Linked DNA regions of Homo sapiens: region 2 is linked to region 1. A link is an interaction called in ENCODE POLR2A ChIA-PET data of the cell type or tissue named here. Cell type or tissue: OCI-LY7. All regions are shown on one strand.

Region 1 (5,000 bases):
TTAGTACCTGCTCTTCTCCCATGTAAGCCCAGTGCATCTGTTGGTGAAAACATGTGATGCAGAAAAATACAATAGAAAAATGCATATTATGGTAACATTTCCCAAAATATATCTCATAAAGTGTTAGTCCCATAGTTTTTATTTTACAGGAAGGGTCTTTGTAGTCATGCAAATTTGTAAAACTCTGAGTCAAACGATGTGAAGTAAGCTCATTTTCTCAGGAATTGTGAAGTCCTTAACATGCTAATATACAGTGTGGATTATTAAGAGAAAGAGATTTTATGTAGTTCTCTGAAAACTCATATGAACACAGAACCCATTTTTAGGGTAGTCTCATCACAATAACACATTTGGGGAACTTCTAGGAAACAATGCAAATAATAGTGTCTTAGACATAATGTCCAAATACACATATAGTTACCCAAACTAACTTTTTTTTTTTTTTTTTTTGAGACGGAGTTTCACTCTTGTTGCCCAGGCTGGAGTGCAATGGCGCCATCTCGGCTCACAGCAACCTCCGCACCCCAGGTTCAAGCAATTCTCCTGCCTCAGCCTCCAGAGTAGCTGGGATTACAGGCATGCGCCACTACGCCCAGCTAATTTTGCATTTTTAGTAGAGATGGGGTTTCTCCATGTTGAGGCTGGTCTCGAACTCATGACCTCAGGTGATCCGCCCATCTGAGCCTCCCAAAGTGCTGGGATTACAGGTGTGAGCCACCGTGCCCGGCCTTACCCAAACTAACTTTTAAATTATTATTATTATTATTATTATTGAGATAGAGTCTCACTCTTGTCACCCAGGTTAGAGTGCAGTGGTGTGATCTCGGCTTACTGCAACCCCCACCTCCCGGGTTCAAGTGATTCTCCTGCCTCAGCCTCCCAAGAAGCTGAGATTACAGGCGCCTGCACCATGCCCAGCTAATTTTTTTTTTTTTTTTGTACTTTTAGTAGAGACAGAGTTTCACCATGTTGGCTGGGCTGGTCTTGAACTCCTGACCTCAGATGATCCGCCTGTCTTGGCCTCCAAAAGTTCTGGGATTATAGGCATGAGCCACCACCCCCGGCCTAACTTTTACATTTCAATCAATAATAATAAACCTCTGATGAAGTAAACCACCAACATTCTTAAGGATTTATAAGCCAGATATACATACAAGTATACCTGTGCCCATTCATGAAAGAATGATGTGAAATTCAGTACTTTGGGAATAAAGAACAGTCTTGCATTTTCACCACCCTCCTGGATTTGGGATGTGACCAGAATAAGAAAGTTGTATAGTAACCGACAGGTTAATAAAATCGCTTATATTGTGATCGTCATTATAGATTCAGTGAACTCTACTTGGTGGCCAAAAGCAATGAAAAATGCTTGTCTTAAATCACAGAAGACCTGAGGACAAGTGGGTAGTGAAAGTACGCTAGGTAATCTTAGTTCCTTAGTAAGATTAACTCCTTGTTACCTCTCATGTCTGTTGAGCACCAAATTTGTAAAGGCAGCTACAAATCCCAGACTTTCCTAAACCAAAAACTGGCTTCACCACCTGCTACTCCCTCTAGAAATTGGAGAAGACATCGTATTACATAGGTGAACCCAATAGCATTGTGACATGATGCTGCCACTGCCATCATCGAAGTGATCATGAATGAATCCTCACCATTCTCATTCAGGAGTCAAGACCCCAAACAGAATGATCTGGTTAACAAAGGCAAGGTCACAGGACTGAGCCCCAGCTGCCAAGAGGCCTGAAAACTTTCATTTCTCTTTCTTAACTTCTGACTTGGAGACAAGGTACCTTATTACAATAATAGTATACACAGTGGCATTTTCCATTTAAATAGAATGGCATGTTGGCAGTAGGATTGCTAAAAAATAAAAGAAAAAAAGAAAAAAGTCTACTACCGTGGCAAGGGATCATTTTGAATGACCACTCCTAGTTCTATGGGAACTCTACAACTATCTAAATGAAGGAACAACTGTAGTTGGTGAGTCTGAGCCTCTCCATCCACTTTTCACCTCATCTGTGCAGCACCAGACTGACTTCACTGCACTGGCTTCACTTGAAAAGGTGGGTGTCAGACACATATTAACTGAGCAGAGAACCACAAAGCTTCTCAAGGTCTGGATAGCTGATGGAGCCCACAGCTGAGATTTGCTTCACTTGACATTGATATTGGTTTTTTGTTTTTGTTTTTTATAAGATAACTCATTTGTTAGGAGTAAATGAGATCTTCTCCTTTATGTGGCAAATGGTTGGCATTACAAGTTTGACATTCAGGAACCCGACAAAGAAAAGCTGATCATGTTATCTGGAGGGGAGGGAAAAGGTCAAGTTCTAAGATTGGGACCCAAACTCACAGTATTAAGGCAAAAATTGAAGAGAAGGTCCATGTTTTCGAGCATAGGTCTGTCAAGAATTCACTAACACACACTGAAAGACGTTATTATACTCACTTTACAGAAGAAGAATCAGAGTCTTAAGTATTTTAAGTAACTTGTATGACTTTGCATGATACAGCTCATCAGTAGTAGAGAAACTTGGCCTATCTAACTCCAAGCTCTGTGCTAGCCATTACATGATCTTCTTAGCTTGTTTCTCTCCTTTTCATCACTCTGTAGCCTCATTTTAAACTTACGACTGAAAGAGATAGAAACACAAAGAAAAGACCAGCTAATTAAGTAATGATTATTTCTAAGCAAGATTGAGGGTGCTGTTGTGGCATGATTAATGGTGCGACAAGTCCCACTTAGTATTCAGGAAATGACCAATTGCATGAGTGCAGACACAAAGTCTCAGAAGGTTACAACTATTCTTATGGAGAATTACCCTTTCGGCTTCTTCCACCAGAGCCTCACAGTGGTCTCCTCAAATGTACTTTAGTGAAAAATCAAGTAGGAAGACAGCCTCATCTCCGAATCCGCTGGGTTTCTAGGGTGACAGCCACATCAATAAAGCCACAGAGAAGTGGCAGATAATGTGACATGTCTTTATAGGAATAACCCGATGCCTGGCTGATAGCTGTAGTTCTCACCAAGAAAGGAAGCGTACGATGGCTATTACAATTTACATATGGGTGTTGTATATCATGAAAAATTAGATTTACTATATAAATAAATTTAACCTCTGTTATAAACAGGATCTTGGATTTTATGTGTGATTCACTGAAAAGCTCCTTTAAGTAGTCAGTTTTCCTATTATATTTACATTTTTTATAACTTACTATACAGGGGCTCTGAGATTGCAAAATTTAAGATTTCAGCATTAGTAGCTACCGCAATAAAAAATTAAGCATAGGTAAAACACATTTTTAAAATTATAATGTATATATTATATTACAGGAAATAGGAGTAGATGAGAAAAATCAAATGGAAACCCAGCCACTCACGATTATGACTACTACATCAATTGAGGTTTAAAGGTATTTCCCCATTGTAAAACAGGGATTAATATATTTATAATAGTATCATTTAAAAACAGTTGCATTTAAGCTTTCCTTTCCCACAAGGACATTTTTTTTTTTTTTTTGCTTAAACAAGGAGAATAAAACTCTCATATTGACTTTATATTGTATAGCCTACTACTAATAATTAAATAAACTCAAGCCTGTAATCCCAGCACTTTTGGAGGCCGAGGTGGGCACATCATAAGGTCAGGAGATCGAGACTATTCTGGCTAACACGGTGAAACCCCGTCTCTATTAAAAATACAAAAATAATTAGCCAGGCGTGGTGGCAGGTGCCTGTAGTCCCAGCTACTCAGGAGGCTGAGGCAGGAGAATGGCATGAACCCAGGAGGCGGAGCTTGCAGTGAGCGGAGATCACACCACTGTACTCCAGCCTGGGCAACAGAGCAAGACTCTGTCTCCAAAACAAAACAAAACAAAAATAATAATTAAATAAAATCTCCTATAGCAACAAATGTTTTTAAACTACTAATCTAGGGATGTAAAATTTACAGCTGATATATATGAAATAAATTTTGTTTTAATAAGAGAATTACAAGGATACATATCATTTATTGACCACCTAGTATGTTTCTGGCTTTAAATGAGGCTGTTTATTCATTATAACATGTAATAGAACAATTTTTGGGATAGGTATTACTTCCATTTAATAGATGAGAAAATAGTGACTTAGTATTAACACCTAATTAAAAAGCGCATGGGTGATAATACGCAGCAAGCCATTCAAACCTTGATGTGTTTCTGTGACTCTTAATCCCTACGCATTTGCTTTTCACCCTTGGCTACATAAAACAACTGCAATGAAAGTATTTTCCTAGATTAACGTTCTGTAAATCATTCAAATAAGTAGCATCAAATTAGACTAAGAAAACAGTATTGATTACAAACAATAGTAAAAGCAAGACAATAAATATGAATAAAAAGAAATATACATAAATGGAGAAAAGCAAATTAAACTTGAAAAATCATTTCAATTTAAAAACTAAGCAGTGGTGGCAAGAGCAGAGATTCTTTTTTCTTATAATAGCCAAATAGGCTGATGGCTCATTTCTTTGTACAGCAACATTCTGATTTTTCTCCTGAAGCTGGAAATGCCTATTTACCAGAATGAGAAAAATACTTACACTTACGTAAACTGCAGTGGTAAATTATGCATGCTCAATTAATCCACAAGTATAGCCCTGGGTTTGCTCAAGGTTTTTCAAGCATAAGATGCAGGTGCCATGCTGATAATTTATCAACCACTGGATTTTTAGTCATCTATTCAGATTAGCCTGATAGTGTATGAAGTGTTTATTGTTTAAAAGGAATTTGCCTGGATAAATTCCTGCCGCTGTCCCTCCCCCACCACATCATTCATTATTGAGCTCTATAGATGTGAAAGATGAACACTTATGGGTCTTTTTTTGATACAGTTCCGAGAAAGTTCTGTTAGCTAACAAATCCAGCCCACAATAAATCTTCTTTATTTACTGCTCACCTGGCTATGGCTCTATCAGTATCAGCAGGAGAAAAGATAAAATCTTATCAGTGAACTG
Region 2 (5,000 bases), 180 kb before region 1:
CTGGGATTACAGGCATTAGCCATTGCACCTGGCCTAATGTAGCTAACTTTAATAGTACCTAGGAATGCACTCCTTTGTGTTCACCAAGTACTTCGCTTGGTTTCAAGTACAAAATACTAAATAGAAACAGGTTTACCTCGATAAAATGGAATTTTCCAAAAGTTTATAATTTTAATTAATAAACTTTCTAGAAATGGAGAGGAAAACTCTTCTTGATTTTTAAAAGTAAAAATAAATACAAAATTGATATCTTTTTCATATTTCTTCTGTAGTTTATCTGATTTAAAAGACAGACACTGAATGGATTGTTTTCTAGTCTGTGGATAATCAAATATGGATTTACAACTGAACTATACCTCTTAAAACTGGATAGAAAGAAGCAGATGTGGAGTTCACAGTTTACTTCAGAACTGGAAAAAAGGCCAAACTTCATAATAATAAAATACTCTGAATAAAATATATTGTGATATTGTTAAGTTACCTGATAAGAGAAATTTTATGGAATAAAATATTTCCTTTTAAGGACTTTTTTAGATTGATTTAAAATCATATTAAATATTATAAAACATTTTAATCTTATGTAAAAATGGTTAGGTTTTTTATCCTGTGTTCCTATTTATTTTAGTTTTTCTGGTGTTTACCTATCTATAGCATGACATTTATATATTTTTATAAATGACATTCAGTAAAATGTACTCTGCCTTCAAAATTCAGACAACTACATGTCTTTTGGTTTTCATTAATATCCTCAAATCTTTGTAACCCAAGTGTTATGAAGACAATTGAACTTCTGTTCATAAACTCAGAGTGGAATTGCTGCTGTCATCCAAAACACATACCATAAGTAAAAGTCTGACAAGCTTAGCTTTGCTAATTGTGTCAGTGGTTGAAAGTGTTTAAGCTTTGAAGTCAGAAACCCTTTGCTGTAAGATTTGGGTCAATCTGCCTTACTTTTCTCAATGACAAGACAGGGGAAACAATTAGTGTAATACTTACCCCACTGTTTTGTTAATGAGGATTAAGTAAAAACAAAACAAGACATCTGCAAGCCAGTTCACAGTTGACCAAGGGTTTCCTGTGCATCCCATTTATCCTTTTCTGACTAGAAGGCTCAAATGACTTACCTATGGCACACAGCCATGAGCTAGCAAACGGAAATTTGAGCCTAGCTTTCTGGCCTCTAAGTCCAGTACTTTCTCTCCTAATTGACAAATAATAAATAAGGAGATGCTCTGAAATACAGAAAGTACTGTAGACACCAACAGTATTATATATACTTGGCCCAATTTGATTAAAAACAACTCAACAGCTTTTTTTTGTGACACTTGGATCTTGACGATCCAATCAGAGGACAATGATCACAGAAATACGAATTGGATTTCTTTTCTTGATAAAAAGATTGCTTGTCATTATTCAGCTTGTGTATCCTATTGAACGTACCTCAATGTGAAAAAGTCTACCTTTAAAACTGGGTGCCTATATAGCTACCTACTGGTGTGGTAATGGCTACACATATATTTTTCAGCATTTCAAATATATGCATTGCTTCAGAGTGAATTATGAAGTGAAATTCCATTTATTGTTTCTTATTTTTCCATTGGCACCCCCATATTCTTAAAGACAGGTTTCACTATGTAAAAGGTAGGAGATTTTCTGGGTGGGAAAGGTGCCTGGTCCTCCCTAGGTGCCAAGAGCAGTAGTCATTGGTGGGGAGGGAAGGGAAAGTGCTCAGGGGCCTCTGTGGACGCAGTTTTCCAGGGCTAAGATAATTAGTTGCCTAGAATACTTTTGAGAAATTACTCCTCCTTTTTGGGAGCTGTAGGAAAATTCAATAAATGGAATTTCATTGCTATGGATGAAGAAGTCAGACAAACTTTTACATTTCCAGTTGCTAGTCATTTTCAATCTCAAATAGCAACATTTTCAATCTATCAATACTCGTTGATCACCAATTATATGCAAGAATCTGTACCCTAATTTTTCATATCTATAATTAAATCGCATATAATGAGTTTCTATTTTGAAAGTTGAATGTATAGCCTTAAGTTTAAGGCTATAAGATCAGTTCAGAATCATCAGGTTTTACAATTTCATACAAAAGCAAAAAACGGGAAGAAAGAAAATTCTTAATTTCTTTAACATGATTTCTGAGATCATCATATTTAAAGCAACAACATAAGGGTTCAAAGTATATCCCCCAACTATGATTTCAACCAATACAAGTGAAATCACAAGTGAAATCTACCATAGGATATTTTCTACATTGAGAAAGTTCATTCTGGCTCAACCGCGGTGCAAATCGCCAGCCTCTCCACCCTAAATATCTCCCCGTAGCTCAAAAGGCACAGAAGAATAGCTGAAATTGTAATGGAACTGACCTATGCACACATTCTCATCGTCCAGTTGTGCAGAAGCATTTCTGAAGTAGCCCAGCCTGCATAACTCACAGTGCTGCCCTCTAGTGTTGTGTTTACAGCTCACGCAAATGACTGTATTTAGCAGATCGATATAACTGCATCGATTGGAGTGGCCGAAGCATTCACAATCTTGCAAGGAAGAACAGAAATGTATACAGAGTGTATACAGTAGCAGAGTAATAGCATACTACATGCTTGGGTAAAATGAGGGATGGAGAAAAGACGGTGGAATGGCATTACATATATGTGATTCAACACAACACATGGTGGCAACAGGTGGTTGTGACTGGCACGGAAATAGCATCTGTTTCAAGCAGGATAGAAAGGTCGGACATTCGGAACAAGACTGAAGATTGTTAATTCTTGGCAGACAAAATGAACAGAAGCATTTGCAGGTGTACACCTTTTAAAATTTGGGAAGCCTCAGTTTCTAGTGATGAAAAAGTCTATTATTTTTATTTTTTGCAGATGGAGAATTTTAGTGTCTTTGCACCATTTCCCTTGTTTTCATCTTTTCAGCCTTAAAAAAAGTGAGAGGGGACTGTGTGAGCATTGAGAGTCTAAGTACCATCACCATGGCTCCTTTAGCTCTCTGACATCATGCCAAGACAGCAACTCAGTCGGGGTTTCATATACATCATGGCAAATTTAATAGAGTTCTAGACAACTAAACAATTCTTTATTTTTGTTTTTCCCCAATGCTAAGAGAAGATGGCTTTCTTAAGCCTTTCTTCAGACCAAATCTGTATGTATATGTGTGAGAGAAGACAAAAAAAGCAGGGAGATAATTTGTGCGAAAAGGTGCTTTTAAGATTCCCTCCTTTTCTCTTAAGTTTCAAGAATAGTTTGCTACAAAAGAAGAATTAGGTAGCTACTGTAACCCCACCTTTCTTTTCCTTGGTTTCTCTGAAATGTTAGAGGTGTCTCTGAGGCTTAGGAGTGATGGTGGTAATGACTAGACAGGGAGATGAAGAAGAGCATGAGAGTAGTTGGGGAAGGGTGGAGGGTGACTAGATTTCTTCTTTCTTGCATCTCAACTAGAGAAAGAAGTTGTAAATCCAATTCAACCTTTTAAAAATAAATGATAATGACAAAGTCTCTGTTGGTAGAAATAATTATCACAAAAGTGTGAGTGGTAACTAGGTGGGGTATCTGTTTTGTCTTCATGGAATATGAGGGTAGGCCTAGTTGGACATTTATAAGGAAGGTCAGCCAGGATACTGCAAATTTTGTTTGTTTAAAAATATTTCTTGCATCAATATCTGTCTTGCTTTTATTTTATCCCACTAGAAAGCCAAGCACAGTCATTATTTGAACACATTCATTCATTCTTTCATTCATTCATTCAATAAATATTTTTATTGAGTTGGTCTACCTATGTGTCAGGAACTTGGCTAGGTGTTGAGTTACTATTTTGGCCTATATAAAATTTTTCAAATATTATATTTTGATGAGTAGAGTAAAAATGAGTAAGTGTTGTCAAGTAAATAATAATAAGAGGTGGCTAACTTTTAAACTTTTAAAAAAATTAATATGCTACCACTCATCAGAAAAGTTCATATTCATTTGTTAGAGAGCTAGTTACTACAATAGGAAGCTGATAACAAGGTCCTGATGGAATGAAATCAAATTTGGATAGAAGCAGAGGAGGATACTCAAATGGTGAAGAGTAGAAGATAACCAGAAACAGTGTCAGCAACTTCGGGACCCCAGTTGCTAAAAGAGAGGCAAGAAGAAAGGGGGGATGCTGAAGCCAAACCACTTCGTTTATTTGAGGTGAGCTGTATCACCATGTGTACGTGAACAGGGAGAGAAGGGTGAGTGTGAGGACAGGAAGAAGTCAGAGGGGAGGCGAGTATGGAGGAGAGGGAGAGTACTGGGAGAAGGTGGCATTGAGACTCCAATGTAGGAGACAGTGTAAGGAAATATCCATATAAATTTAGTAGTAAAGGCATGCCAAGTGAATAATAATACTACCACCAATAATCATAGAGTTACAGATTACTAAATTAAAATCTCTTGTAAAACAACAAGCATTTCCCACCAATCCTCTGTACCGCTCAGAGTTACGCCTTGTTTATACTGGCATTACTGACTTCTGAGGGAGTCAGAAAAGCTTCTAGAGCCTTCTATGTTTGAGAGTTTGAAATAAAGACAATCTTTCAGGACTAGAGCCTTTTGAGAGCAGTGGTTGAAGGAAGGAAACCCAATTCTCAAACCTAATTGCTTCCCAAGGACTTTTTGAGAACTGCCTGGAATTCCTGAGGAGGGCCAATAACAGCCCTGCCCCTGGGTCGCCTCCTCTGGAAGAGGTCTCTTATTGGCTGTTCTTCTTCATGTTCCCTAACCCGGGTTGGTTCTTGGTACATCTAATTTAATTAATAGAGCTTTGTTCAAAAGCATCTTTTATGTGCAAAAATTCATCTAGGAGCTTTCTACAGCTACATATAAGCTTGTGGCCTGGAAGCTTATTTAGTAAATAAGAAAACATATGCTCAGATAACCAGAAAAAAATAGTATGTGCAGAGAAAAAACAGTGACATAAAGCAATCTAAGTAGAAGGAGAACTTCATTTAACAGGAG

What was found. ChIA-PET counts read pairs that join two places held together with the same protein. Peaks named below come from ENCODE experiments on the same cell type or tissue, not always from the same donor. Only the 100,000 strongest peaks of a DNase experiment are listed, where the experiment ranks them.
Region 2: POLR2A ChIA-PET joins it to region 1 with 5 read pairs; 2 of 35 experiments call an interaction of 5 or more read pairs at or near these places.

What each region holds. Positions count from the first base shown.
Region 1 is chr1:107,244,933-107,249,932 of GRCh38, reverse strand. The region is part of intron 2 of NTNG1 (netrin G1); the gene reads right to left. Among named protein-coding and RNA genes, the nearest start is that of NTNG1, 110 kb to the right of the region's middle. In OCI-LY7, no CTCF peak of the experiment used is centred here; DNase peaks (open chromatin) are centred at 1,722 and 2,762; H3K4me3 peaks cover 1,259 bases; H3K27ac peaks cover 2,456 bases.
Region 2 is chr1:107,428,296-107,433,295 of GRCh38, reverse strand. NTNG1 (netrin G1) reads right to left here. Exons shown (of 8, transcript NM_001113226.3): 6 at 2,379-2,546. Among named protein-coding and RNA genes, the nearest start is that of NTNG1, 290 kb to the right of the region's middle. RefSeq lists an enhancer at 587-1,443. In OCI-LY7, CTCF peaks have their summits at 2,253 and 2,464 (motif pointing left); a DNase peak (open chromatin) is centred at 2,435; H3K27ac peaks cover 337 bases.